3 separate regions of the Homo sapiens genome follow, and regions 1 and 3 are each linked to region 2. Evidence: chromatin contacts called from ENCODE Hi-C or POLR2A ChIA-PET data. All regions are on one chromosome and are shown on one strand. Each heading gives the region's core, a stretch centred on a gene start or an enhancer-like site at or near the end of the contact. The rest is flanking DNA. Distances are from core to core; before and after follow the strand shown.

Region 1 (4,171 bases), core at 1,046-3,545, 200 kb before region 2:
GGGCTCTTGCCAAAACTGGATTTTACAAGGAAGAGCATAGATGGGCCTAGGAGAAGGTTCAGGAGCCTGACTAAAATTTGGTCAAGCAAAGCATCTTTGTCAAAAGACATCTCCAAGTTCCAAAATGAGAAGCTTAAAATGGGATTTGAAATATGTCTCTATGTACACATGGAGAAATAAGAAACATGATAAATTTATGTATTTTCTTTTAGAGAAGTTTGTGATATATTAAGTAAAAATAGTAAATTGTGGATTCACATTTATAATTCTATTTCACAGAAAACAAACTCAAAAATCAATCTGTGTGTGTGTGAGATGAGCAAATTATATAGGCTAGATTATACTATATAATTTGTGAAATGATACATGTTGGTCATTTAACATGTGAGCCTTAGATGGCAGAGACAGAATATATACATAAAATAGTTTTTTGGCTTTTTAAAAGAGACAGGGTCTTGCTGTGTTGTCCAGGCTAACTGGAACCCCTAGACTCAAGTAGTCCTCCTATCTTAGGCTCTTAAGTAGCTGGGACCACAGGCATGTGCCAGGAAAAATTGTTTTTTTAAAATATAACTTTGTATAATCTCAGTTGTTACAACTAGCCTGTATTATTTTTATAGTTTGAAAATCCCCAAATTAAGGGAAGTATAAAAAAAATTACATGACTAAGTTTAACATAGTTTCTAGATTCAATAGTAAATTTCATACTGATTCAGGATTCATTTGTAAATTTTCTAAATTTCATCTAATTATAAAAATATTAAATATTCATTTAAGAAATACTGAACAACAGAAAATCACACAAGTACAAAGAAAATAGGTAACACCAATAATTCCAACTCTTAGAGATAAATATTATGAACATTAATATTTTGGTGTAATTATTTCTGGTCTTTTTTTTTCTATGTATGCTATGTGTGTGTTTGTATATTTAAAACAAAAATTAAAAAAAAATACTTTCTATACCCCACTGTTTTTGAAACCCAACAAAGGTTTTCCAAAAAATCAAATATCTTTTTTTTTTGAGATGGAGTCTCGCTCTGTCGCCCAGGCTGGAGTGCAGTGGCGCAATCTCGGCTCACTGTAAGCTCCGCCTCCCGGGTTCATGCCATTCTCCTGCCTCAGCCTCCGGAGTAGCTGGGACTACAGGCGCCCGCCACCACACCCAGCTAATTTTTTGTATTTTTAGTAGAGACGGGGTTTCACTGTGTTAGCCAGGATGATCTCGATCTTCTGACCTCATGATCCGCCTGCCTCAGCCTCCCAAAGTGCTGGGATTACAGGCGTGAGCCACCGCGCCCGGCCTCAAACATCTTTCTTTAGCAGCAGTGTAGTGACTATACTGCACACTGTAAGGGCAAGGATTATATTTGACTAAAATGAAACGGTGATTTAAACACAAAAGCAGGCAGTTTAGGGATGGTGTGGTGGTTCCTTGACGTCAAGGCTGACTGTAATTGTGGGGCCCAGTGCAAAATGAAAATGTGGGGGCCCCTGTTCAAAAATTTAAAAAGTGTTTCATTAAGAGTACTGAAACATAGGCTGAGCGTGGTGGCTCATGCCTGTAATCCCGGCACTTTGGGAGGCCTAGGCGGGCAGATCACCTGAGGTCAGGAGTTCAAGACCGGCCTGGCGAACATGGTGAAAGCCCGTCTCTACAAAAATACAAAAATTAGCTGGGCATGATGGCAGGTGCCTGTAATCCCAGCTACTTGGGAGGCTGAGGCAGCACAATCGCTTGAGCCTGAGAGGCGGAGGTTGCAAACAAACAAAAAAAGAGTACTGAAATATAAAGATTTTTCTTTTCTACTGGGACCTCTCTCTTGACTTGCCCTGGTGTTTTTTTAAAATTTCCTATTGTTGATCTAAGTAACAAAAAATACGTAAAAACGTAAATTGATAGCATGAATTTTACCCTTCATCTTTATATTAAGCAATGCTAGTTTTAAATGCAAATATAAGAACATTTAATGTGTGTACATGAGATCACCGAAATCACATAATTCATATTTTATAATATGTGTGTGCATTTGTACTTTGTTCTTAACCAGAAGAATGAAAATGTTGCACAAAATGAAATTAACTGTTTTTATTTCACTTCTTGATACAAGCAGCTTCTACCAACACTTTCTACCTTTGGCTTACTGATAAGTAAGGAAGGACTGAAATTAAAAGGAACTATGGGCTGTCTAACTTCCCTTTTCCTTCTATGTTATTATTTTCAGGGTAAGTTGTTGACTACTACAGGGAAGTAACATAAGTAAGAAATGACACAACAGGATTCCTTGATTGTTTATGTTCCTAGAAATGCCACTGCCTTCTTTCTGCATAGCAAGTTCTAGTTCAGATGGAAAGTGTGGCCTCTTGGGGCCATCAGTACTCCAATTAATTAGTCATAGATCTAACACATTTTCCTTGTACACTCTGAGTCTCATTGAACTCTCACTCATTGTGGGGCCTCCGGAATTCAGAGCTCATGAGACTACATGCAAATAGGGCAACAAGAAACAGCAGACGTGCTGATTGTGTGTAACTTCTCTTTTCACACACATGCTTCCTTGTTCTACTAGACTTTATGTAGAAAGCACAACCTCAGGCTCGGTGTGGTGACTCATGCCTGCAATCACAGCACTTTGGGAGGCCAAGGCAGGCAGATCACTTGAGCTCAGGTGTTTGAGACCAGCCTGGGCAATGTGGCAAAACCCTGTGTCTTCAAGAAATAAAAAAATAAAAATAAAACAAAACAAAACAAACGGACGTGGACGCACATGCCTGTAGTCCCAGCTACTTTGGAGGCTGAGGAGAGAGGATCACTTGAGCTCAGGAGGCAGAGGCTGCAGTGAGACTGCACTGCAGCCTGGGCCATAGAGGGAAATCCAGTCTCAAAAAACAAAACAAAACCAAAAAATATAACATCAAAGATGACAGTTATTAAAAGTTTCAAGGTAGCAATAATAGAGCATTGAACCACATGTGAGGCCCTTCTGAGCAGAGGTCCTTGTATGACTGCACACTCCAAATCTTCCAGGATTTGGTCTTCTTTATCTTTTTCCTCCTTCATATGAGGGTCTCCAACCTCAAGGTCACTTCATGGTCCAAGCTGACTGTTGAAGTTCAACATCAGCAAAAGGGGTGCAAAGAAGTCTCCCCTTTGGGCTGAATCAGCTCTCTAGAGGGAGACTTCGCAGAAGCCCAGCTCTGCTTTCATCTCATTAGCCAGAACTTAGTGATGGGACTACACTTAACTCTAAGGACAGCTGGAAAATGTAGTCTTTTTGCTGGATACATGGCCACCCAGCAAGAAATAAGGCTTTTACTAAGAAATAAAGGTGAATGGATATGGGTAGGCAACTAACAGTCCCTGCCATACCAAGTGAAAAAAATATTTAAGCAAACCTTAATTTTTATTTACAAAAATCAGGTTGTATCTGATTTTTCACCATTATCGACATTACTTGCAAACTTTTCAATTGTGTCTTGCTCTAAATTTTTAAAAAACACATCCCTAAATACCAAGTACACTTCTTTGGAATAATTTTCTGTTTATTAAATCAAATTAAATAATTTGTATTTAATTAAGCTTGCAACAATAACAGTTGAGTTCTTTTTAAAAAGGAGGGCAATTGAATGTTTATATTGATATTTAGTCCTGACATAAGCTTGACCTTGTGGGTCAAGGAATAGATGGCTAAGATAAAGATATGTTAAATTATGATTTTCTTTCTTTCTCTTTCTTTCTTTCCTTTCTTTCTTTCCTTTCTTCTTTTTTGAGACAGTCTCCCTCTGTTGCCTAGCTGGAGTGCACTGGCACAATCTTTGCTCACTGCAACCTCTGTTTCCCCGGTTCAAGCGATTCTCATGCCTCAGCCTCCCTAGAAGCTGGGACTACAGGCACGTGCCACCACACCCAGCTAATTTTTTTGTATTTTTAGTAGAGATGGGGTTTCGCCATATTGGCCAGGCTGGTCTCAAACTCCTCACCTCAAGTGATCTGCCTGCCTTGGCCTCCCAAAGTGCTGGGATTTCAGGCGTAAGCCACCATGCCTGGCCTAAATTATGATTTTCTATTCTTGTACAGTATTGCTAATTAATGTGTGACTACATTACATAAATAAAGCAAAAGTGATGTAAGCAGCTTCTGAAGGTTGCTGATTTTTTAAAGATCATTTAT
Region 2 (4,424 bases), core at 579-3,078:
TGGAAAGATTAACCGTGTTGCCAAGGCTGAGTTCAGGTTAAGCAAGTCATGTGACTCAGTGGCCTAAGCTTTCCTCAATGAGTCTGGACACCACTGGTGATCTTTCTGAAGCCCTCAGTAATCACGGCTGATGTGGATATTTTTTTGGAGACAGGGTCTCGCTGTCACCCAGGCTGGTGTGCAGTGGTGTGATTACAGTGCACCGAAGCACCAACCTCCTGGGCTCAAGCAATCTTCTTGCCTCAGCCTCCCAAGTAGCTGAGACTACAGGCACGCCCCCCCATGCCCAGGTAATTTTTGGATTTTTTGTAGAGATGGGGTCTCTCTATGTTGCCCAGGCTGGTTTCAAACTCCTGGGCTCAAGCAATCCTCCCACCCAAAGTGTTAGGATTATAGGTGTGAGCCACTGCGCCTGACTCACTTGGGTTTTAGAGCAGGAAGGAACCTTGGTTAAGTCAGATCATCAGGTCCAGCCCCCTCATTTGTTACAGTAACTGTGAACTGAGGTGGTGTGACCTGTTTGAGGTCATTTAGGATAGTGGCAGAGCTGGCATCAGGGCCCAGTCAAGCCTGGGGATGCTGTCATGGTTTTCACAGTTGAAAGTGTTCAGGGAGCTGGAGCATGGGGACTGGGGAAATGCAGTGAGAACTCCTCTGGCGGTTTACATGGGGGCAGTGGGCAGCTGGGAGAACAAAAGGCTCATCCTCTCAATGTCAGTCCATCCTGCTGTGTGGGACCACTGGGCTCCCCGGTTGTGGCAGGGGAGGTCTCTGGAATTGTAGCCCCACTGGGCTACGATCTGGGAAAGGCTGGCTGTGCCCACCTCCCAGAATTCTCTCTGCTTTGCAATGGTGACACTGCTCTGATCTGGCAGCCGCCGTGTGCTGGAGCTGGCTCATACTGGGTTGTGAAAGCTGACTTAAATTTTCAGGGATTTGGTGAGTCTGTTGTTAAACACAGCCGTTATTAAAAACTAAATGACGTAAATAATTAAATCAAGTGCTTTGTTAAAAACAAGGATATTTAACTCAAGGCTCATCACTTATTTTATTGAATTTTAATATTATCTATATTCTTGTTATTTACATTAACATTTTATCTATTTGGTAGAATTATTTATAACTATATTCTGTATAATGCAAAGTAACCTACTCTGTGTTCAGTAACATGTGGGTAGCTTGAAATTGGCTATGGCAGGAGTATTTACACCACAGAAACTGGCAATAACACAAATTGAGACTTTTTTCCTCCCCAAGTCAGTTCAACATTTGCCAGTACACCTTCTAGTGATTATTATTTTTTAATGTGGGGAAAAAAAAGCATTTGAACCGGGCTTCTTGCCTACTCACTAAAGGAATTAATCAGGGAAGGAACGAAGAATGAATAAGAAAGTCTTCTTTTTTAAAATTGTAAAAAGTAATATATCTCAGTAAAGAACATTTACAGAACATTTTTTATGGATTTGTGACTTATGTTTAAAAAGTTTTTTAATTGACCAACACACAGGTTAGGAAAAGAAATGAAATAAAGGTATTTTTTAAAATTATGGAATATATATGCAAATCAATATATACATTTCCACACATAAAGATTTTAATAAAATAGAAATCCGTGTACCTACCATTCAGCTTATGAAAAGAATTTTTGATGTTTCCTGTGTAAAAACTTTTTTTTTTTTTTTCTAAGAGACGTATTACCCAGATAAAACTATGGTTGATATTTTAGGGTTTTTCCTTCTAACATTTTTCTACACGTAGAGAACACTGAATATTTCTTAAAGAAAAAAAGTCACTTGAGACTCTTTCACTCACTGTTGACTAACAGCCTGAAAATCTGCGGTCAGGCAAAGCAGTGTTTTCATTTTGAAACTGAAACTGCTGTAAGATTAATTTCAACTTCCCTACAAATCAGAAATGTCTAAGTTACTTTAATTTAATATGGTCATTTGTAGCAATATTTGTTATTGCTAGGGGAAGTACATATTCCTTAAGTAAATTTTCAAGACTCCATTATAAATCTTTTAAATCCTCAGACCACAATGTTCATTCAGTCTGACATGCTCAACGTGGAAACATGAATATAACTCCACAGGGGGAAAATGTCAACTGCTGGTCCAGGGAGACTAGTTTCAACCACAAACTCAGGAAATGTACACTATTTGCTGGAACCTGGGCAGAGACTCCATTGCCACCTCACTCCATGGCCAAAACACCTGAGTCTAAGTGACCTGCTGGGGAAAAAAATCACTTGGCTTTCACTGGATCAGAGAACTCAGAAACTGAAGTGACCACTTGAAACTGCAGTCTCAGAAAAAACTGAAAACTCCAAGATGTGTGGTGTGATGTGGCTGTGATTATGAGACTCTGGAGAGGACACATGGTCCAGAGGCCTGCACTGCATGTCGCCAGGAGGCTTGTTCTGGGGCAAAGAAACTGGTGGCCTCCGGGAGTCACTGTATTCACTTTTGTGGTCCTAGTTTTTCTACCTGTTAAAATTGAGATTTGGTTTTATGGATATATGGAATACATCACTGCTAGGGTCCTTCCCAGTTCTAACAGTGAATGATTCCAGCAATAGCACTGTGCAGTATTTTTCAAACTTTGTTTTGACTTCAACCCATTATAAGAAACGTATCTCACGGTGCGACCTGGTGCGCTCACATGTATAAATAGGCCTGCAACCTGCAATTTTGAGATCTCCAAAGCTCTGAAACCTGAAATTTTTTAAAAATAAAGTTTGGCACTAAAACATCATTGGAAGGCAAACTAACCTGACTGGGTGAAAGGCTACTTACAGATTTTATTGTATTTACTGAAAATATTCATGTGTTTCACTGTATAAATATTAATGTACGTGATTATATGGGGCTGCCCCAGACCCTAATGGGGGTATTATGTAATATGAAGTATTTCTACTATATTATCTTTATGAAATCTAAAAAATTATGAATAATGAAACATTTCTGGACTCAAGGACAAGACATTTTAATATAAATATCTGAAACAGAAATTTCACAAAACAATCTTTACTACATGTGATATACTCTGTCATTTTCCTGTTCTATTTCATTTTAACAAAATATGATGGTCATGACCACCACATTGACTTCTTGACCCCCTGGGAGGTCATGGTCTGGAGTCTGAATATATTAGTGTAGCAGTTAAGAGGGTGGGCTTTGGAGGTAGACTGTCTAGATTCAAATCCCTGATCCATGCCCTGCTAGCTGTGTGATGACATTGGGCAAGTTACCTACCTAGCCTTTCGGTGCTGCCATTTTCTCATCTATAAATGGTGACAATGACAGGTCCGACCAAGGGTTGTGGTGAGGATTAAGTAAGTTAATATTCATAAAGCACTTAGAACAGGGCCTGACACTTCGTGCTTAACAAATGTCAGGTTCCTGGTTCATAAAAGAAGTGATTAACATGCTGGGCACGGTGGCTCACGCCTGTAATCCCAGCACTTTGGGAGGCCGAGATGGGCAGATCACAAGGTCAGGAGATCGAGACCATCTTGGCTAACACAGTGAAACCCCATCTCTACTAAAAATACAAAAAATTAGCCAGGCATGGCAGCATGTGCCTGTAGTCCCAGCTACTCAGGAGGCTGAGGCAGGAGAATGGCGTGAACCTGGGAGGCGGAGCCTGCAGTGAGCCGAGATCGCGCCACTGCACTCCAGCCTGGGCGACAGAGCGAGACTCCGTCTTAAAAAAAAAAAAAAAAAAAAAAAGAAGTGACTAACACTTGTACTGGAAATCTTAACTCGCAAACCTTTCACCTTCTGCCATCTACACTAGCATTTGGTTACTTTGGGGCACGGAATATTAGGATTTTAAATACTGCCATCATGAGTTTTGCTGATTCTGAAAGCAAAGAGCCACCTTTACTGATTCTGCAGGCATTAATGTTATTTTTATTTATTTTTTGGCTCACTCTGTCGCCCAGGCTGGAATGCAGTAGCATGATCATGGCTCACTAGCAGCCGTGTGATTTTCTCATGTCAGCCTCCTGAGTAGCTGGGACTACAGGCGTTCACCACCACATCTGGATAATTTTTTGTACTTTTTGTAAAGATGGGGTTTTACCATGTTGCCCAGGCTAGTTTTGAACTCCTGGGATCAAGCAATCTGCCCACTTTGGTCTCCCAAAGTGTTGGGATTACAGGCGTGAGCCACTGTGCCCGGCCCAGGCATCTATTAAATTGCAATGGTATCTATTAAATGGCAATCACAGGCAAATTCAAGAAGACAGATACAATAACTACTCATGAACAGAAAAAGAAGGTTCCTCTCATTAGACAACACGCTGGGGCCCATCTATAAACTCATACACCTCTTCTTACTTCCTGGCCTTGATTTCTAGAGTAGAACAAAATTATAGAGGGTCTTTCCAGCAGGACAGGCAACAGGAGACCCTCCATGCC
Region 3 (4,266 bases), core at 1,196-3,695, 140 kb after region 2:
TTAAAAAATGCTTTGGTATTAGCTACCATATTGGGAACACACGCACATGCGCACGTGCATACAAACACACACACACACCCCTTATTATTTCAGTCTTATGAGATAGATGTATTTATCTTGCAACCGGGGAAACTGAGGTTCAGGAAGTGACAGAGGGAAGACAAGGAAGAAGAAAAAGTCAGAAAGAAGTGTAACATGTTTTTGCCAATTCTTTTCTATGGTCTAAGATCCAAGAATAAGTAAGAAATTAATCAGACAAGATGAAAATGTGCCTCCCCTGCCCCATGCAAATACCAATATTATAACTGACTTACTGAGATATATGAAGCTAAGATAGTCCCTGGAACACACTACACACATAAATGTTAGCTTCCTTTCTTTTCAGTATGTTACAGCATCTTGGGGACAAGTAAAGATATTTAGGACCCATTCTCAACTCTGAAAATTTTGGAATTATCGCATAACTAAAGAGAGTTATGAGGAATGCTAAAACCCTTTCCCCTAAGAATAATCAGTGTAATTGTGTTTCTTACTTTAATTTAAAATTCAACGTGTATATGTCTCCTTCCCCCCGCCCCAAGGATATAAATAACTGGAATGACTGAATACAGCACAAAATACAGACGTGGGGAAAGGGTGGCAGTTTTAACTTTGAAATTCACTATACTTGTCAGTTAAAGTCAGGCCTAAAGCATTAATTTATTCTGAAACATTAATTAACTGGAGCTTTTTTGCATTTAATTTTCTCTGGCATTTTGGAATTTATTCTAAGCCCTGTGGAAATGGCAGGTCTGATGTTATTAAAGTTAGCCTTTCAGAAAGTCCTCAAACTGAAGACTCCTACACATTAAAAAATGCTGAGAGTCCAGATAATGCAAACCTAAAGTATTATTAAAGGGTATTCTTTACACATGAAAGAAAAACCTTACGTTTATTAAAAATGAATTAAACTGTCAGAAGTCTTCAATTTTACATAATGTTTGAGCCCTTTAAACACATAAAAAAAATCTAAAGCCAGTTTCATTTTTTTATTCATTCATTCACCCACTCCTTTAAGAATCTGTTGAGTGCCAACTATGTGCCAGGCAGATACTGCTCCAAGTGGGGCAAGCAAGGTCCTGTTCTTGTGCAGTTTACAATCTAGATGGGAAAATAACAAACAACAAATATGTAAGAAAATATCGAAGAGAGATGAGTACTATAAAGAAAATTAAAGAGTAATGTAATCAAGAGTGACTGGTAAGGCCTCTGTGAAGAGGAAGAACTTATGTCAAGTCCTAAATGATCAGCAGTTGGCTACACAAAGTCTGGGGGTAAACATCTCAGAGAGAGGGATACACGGTGCCACAGTGGGGAGGTGGGAATGAGCCAGACAGGTGTGAGGAGGAGGAAGGCAGCCATAGAGTCTAGGCCACCCGGCAGATGAGGGTGTCGGGGTGTAGAAGTGTGTTTGGTGGGATCAAGAGTTGTATTTTGGACATATGGAGTTTTAGATACCCACTTAAAAGAATGGTATGATAAAACACTAATGTACAGCAATTCCATGATCGCCCAGAGTTAAGAGAGGAATTGGGAATGGAATTCAGAGATGGATGCCAGTGACTGCAGCGACGTAAGGTAGAAGACCACAATTCTCTAACAAGCTTTATCCCAAGAATCACTTTAGATATTCCATTTAATCGGCTAATATTTAATTTAATATGCCCCAAATTCAACATAGCAGACACTATGTTCCTTAATGTTCTATTAAGGAAAGGAAGAAGACCCATCTAGAAACCACAGAGATTATTTCTATTACATAGATAACACAGTGTGCTCTCAAAGACACAAATTCTTTCAGAAATGCATATAAATGGGTGCCCTAGATATATGTGGCAAAATTTTTTAAAAATTAAAATGTGTGTAATCAGAGAGAGTATTTGGAGAACGTAAGAGCAAAAGGCTTTCTAGGGGTGGTTCACAACACAAATAACTATTGTTTACCTGGAGAATGTGTGTTTGAGCCCAGTTCTGTGCATGTCTGCATGGGTGTGAGTGCACGAGTGTGTATGATTTGATATTGCTGACGGTGGAGGGAGGGAAGTTCACCCTCTTTCCAAGTCAGATTGCCCAAATGATTATACCTCCTTGCTTGGGATGCTTTGAGCTTGACTTTAGATGGATAAATAGTTTATAATTTGGTATAAGCTATTTTTTAAAAGGTGACATTTTTTAAAAGGTATGGGAAAAATGAAACTAGACATCTTGCTATGCAAATTTCTGAGGCAGCACAGAATTCCATGGCCACATCTACTTCCCAAGACACAGCCTTCCAGAAGCCAGTGAGATATCACCGCTTCTTGTGCCTCTTTACTTTCCAAGACATGTTTGTGTCTGAGCCTCATCAGCCTAAGGGCAAGACCTACATACTTCAGATGATTTGCATTGATGGGTTATGACTATAATACATACCAGAGTTAACAATCTTGATTCCAAGTCTCCTTGACTACATTTGGGAAAGGGCCACCTTACTTTTTATTAATAAATCTTCAGAGAATTCCCCTGTACGCAGCTGTCTGAGATACTCATCTTGAGTATCTCAGAAACAGTATTTCTCATACCCACAAATGCTACTCATGACTAAGTTCTCTAAGAAACTGGCAGGGAGTCATTTCCACAACTGTTTGACTTTCAAAGAATGGCTCCTTTCTACTCCTGTAGGAGGAGATCAAGCCGAACTGGGCACCAAGGATCTAGATCACCCTATGAAGTGCTGCCCTCAAACACATTCTCTGTACAGTCACAGATGGTGGGGTCACCCAAGGAAAATAAAGCCCTGGGTGCCTAAAAGAGGCAGCCCTCTTGGGGAAGCACAGAAGTAAACAGTGACAACCAAGAGGAAGAATGTGCTGAAAGCACACAGGATAGGTTTTGAAGGATCAATAGGAGTTCGTTAAGAGGGCTGAGAGATGGTGACAATATTTCAAAGAGATGGAGCCAACTGTGACAGAAAGAGGCAAGGTGGAGTGTGATGTGTGGAACAAGTAGCCCCATCTGATTACCGTGCAGGGTGTGGGGAGGGAAGGGGAGACTACTGCCAGCTCCATTCAGAAAGACCTTAGAGTTCCTGCTAGAGTGGGACAATTGCCCTGAAGGAAATGGAGAAGCACAGAAGAATTCTGAGTCTGAGGGGGAGCTGGGGGGAGTTGGGTTCCTGACATGATCAAGTTTTAGAAAGACCACTGGAAATGGCAGCAGCTGAAGAATGGATGGGTTAAGGCTGGGGAGGTGTGAAGACTAAAGCCAAAGCAGAAAGCAAATTAATTTATGTTAAAAACCAAAGTAACAACTGTCCTTTAACCAACTGCTTGGCAGGAGGGATTGTTTTTAAAACATTGTTGTCTTGGTTGTCTCCTATGCACTATAACATATAGACATGTACTGCAGAACAACATTTTGGTCAATGATGGAACACTTACGTGATGGTGGTCCCATAAGGTTGTAATGCTGTATTTTTACTGTACCTTTTCTATGTTTAGATACACAAATACCATTGTGTTATAATCACCTACAGTATTCAGTACAGTAACATACTATATGGGTTTGTAGCCTAGAAGCAATAGGCTATAGCATATAGCCTAGGTGTGTAGCAGGCTCTACCATATAGGTTTTTGTAAGTACACTCTTATGATGTTCAGGTAATGATGAAATCACCTAACAATGCATTTCTCAGAACATAGTTTCTCAGAAAGTATTCCCATTGTTAAGTGATATATGACTGTATTCTACTAAGTACGTGTGCTTTGCCTACCTGACAGTCTCCTGCTGTACTATGATCCTGCAAAAATGTAAGACAGATTTGAAACTGCTGCAAAAGATGCATATGATCTGAGCATCACTAGGGAGTATATGGGAATACTGAATGAGGATTCACATTAACAGGTGAAGCTAAGTCTGTAACAATGAACTGTGACATAAGGAGGCAAGGTAGAGTACTAGGAAGCCAATAAACTGGCGAGCCAATGGCCTTATACAAAAGATGGCTGCTTGTTAATGGTGGACCACTAGCTCTCTTTCTCCAAGAACATGAGCTCTTTGGTTGCAAGAATGCCAACTGTTGTGAGTCTGTTTTTTTCTGTGACCTATCACCTGCATCTTTCGGCTCAAGTGTTGCCTCTTCTGAGAGCCAGAGCGTGAACTACCCTCCCCTAAGCTCGTCATGTTCCACCCACCTTACGGCCCCAACATTTTCTTGGGGGCTACTTTTTATTCATATTTGTGCTCTCC

What was found. Hi-C counts contacts between places; a loop is a spot of excess contacts on that map. ChIA-PET counts read pairs that join two places held with the same protein, here RNA polymerase II (POLR2A). Pooled maps may share reads with other maps.
Region 1: a pooled map shows a loop between it and region 2 (2.0-fold over the local background). The contact joins two enhancer-like sites. A Hi-C loop is called at or near these places in 1 of 168 maps with a recorded cell type or tissue (GM12878), 2 of 37 single-sample maps with no recorded cell type and 3 of 50 pooled maps. POLR2A ChIA-PET finds 5 or more read pairs at or near these places in 1 of 52 experiments (OCI-LY7).
Region 3: a pooled map shows a loop between it and region 2 (7-fold over the local background). The contact joins two enhancer-like sites. A Hi-C loop is called at or near these places in 4 of 37 single-sample maps with no recorded cell type and 11 of 50 pooled maps.

The regions. Positions count from the first base shown.
Region 1 is chr7:27,695,741-27,699,911 of GRCh38, forward strand. All of the region lies in intron 2 of LOC105375211 (a long non-coding RNA gene), which reads left to right. Among named protein-coding and RNA genes, the nearest start is that of HIBADH, 35 kb to the left of the region's middle. Within about 2 kb of position 2,296, at least 11 of the 41 ENCODE cell types and tissues checked have a DNase peak (open chromatin) inside an H3K27ac peak, as active enhancers do; they include OCI-LY7, where a contact is called at or near this core.
Region 2 is chr7:27,899,308-27,903,731 of GRCh38, forward strand. All of the region lies in intron 2 of JAZF1 (JAZF zinc finger 1), which reads right to left. Among named protein-coding and RNA genes, the nearest start is that of TAX1BP1-AS1, 160 kb to the left of the region's middle. Within about 2 kb of position 1,829, at least 9 of the 41 ENCODE cell types and tissues checked have a DNase peak (open chromatin) inside an H3K27ac peak, as active enhancers do; they include OCI-LY7, where a contact is called at or near this core.
Region 3 is chr7:28,039,211-28,043,476 of GRCh38, forward strand. The region is part of intron 1 of JAZF1 (JAZF zinc finger 1); the gene reads right to left. The region is part of intron 2 of LOC105375208 (a long non-coding RNA gene); the gene reads left to right. Among named protein-coding and RNA genes, the nearest start is that of JAZF1-AS1, 140 kb to the right of the region's middle. Within about 2 kb of position 2,446, at least 4 of the 41 ENCODE cell types and tissues checked have a DNase peak (open chromatin) inside an H3K27ac peak, as active enhancers do.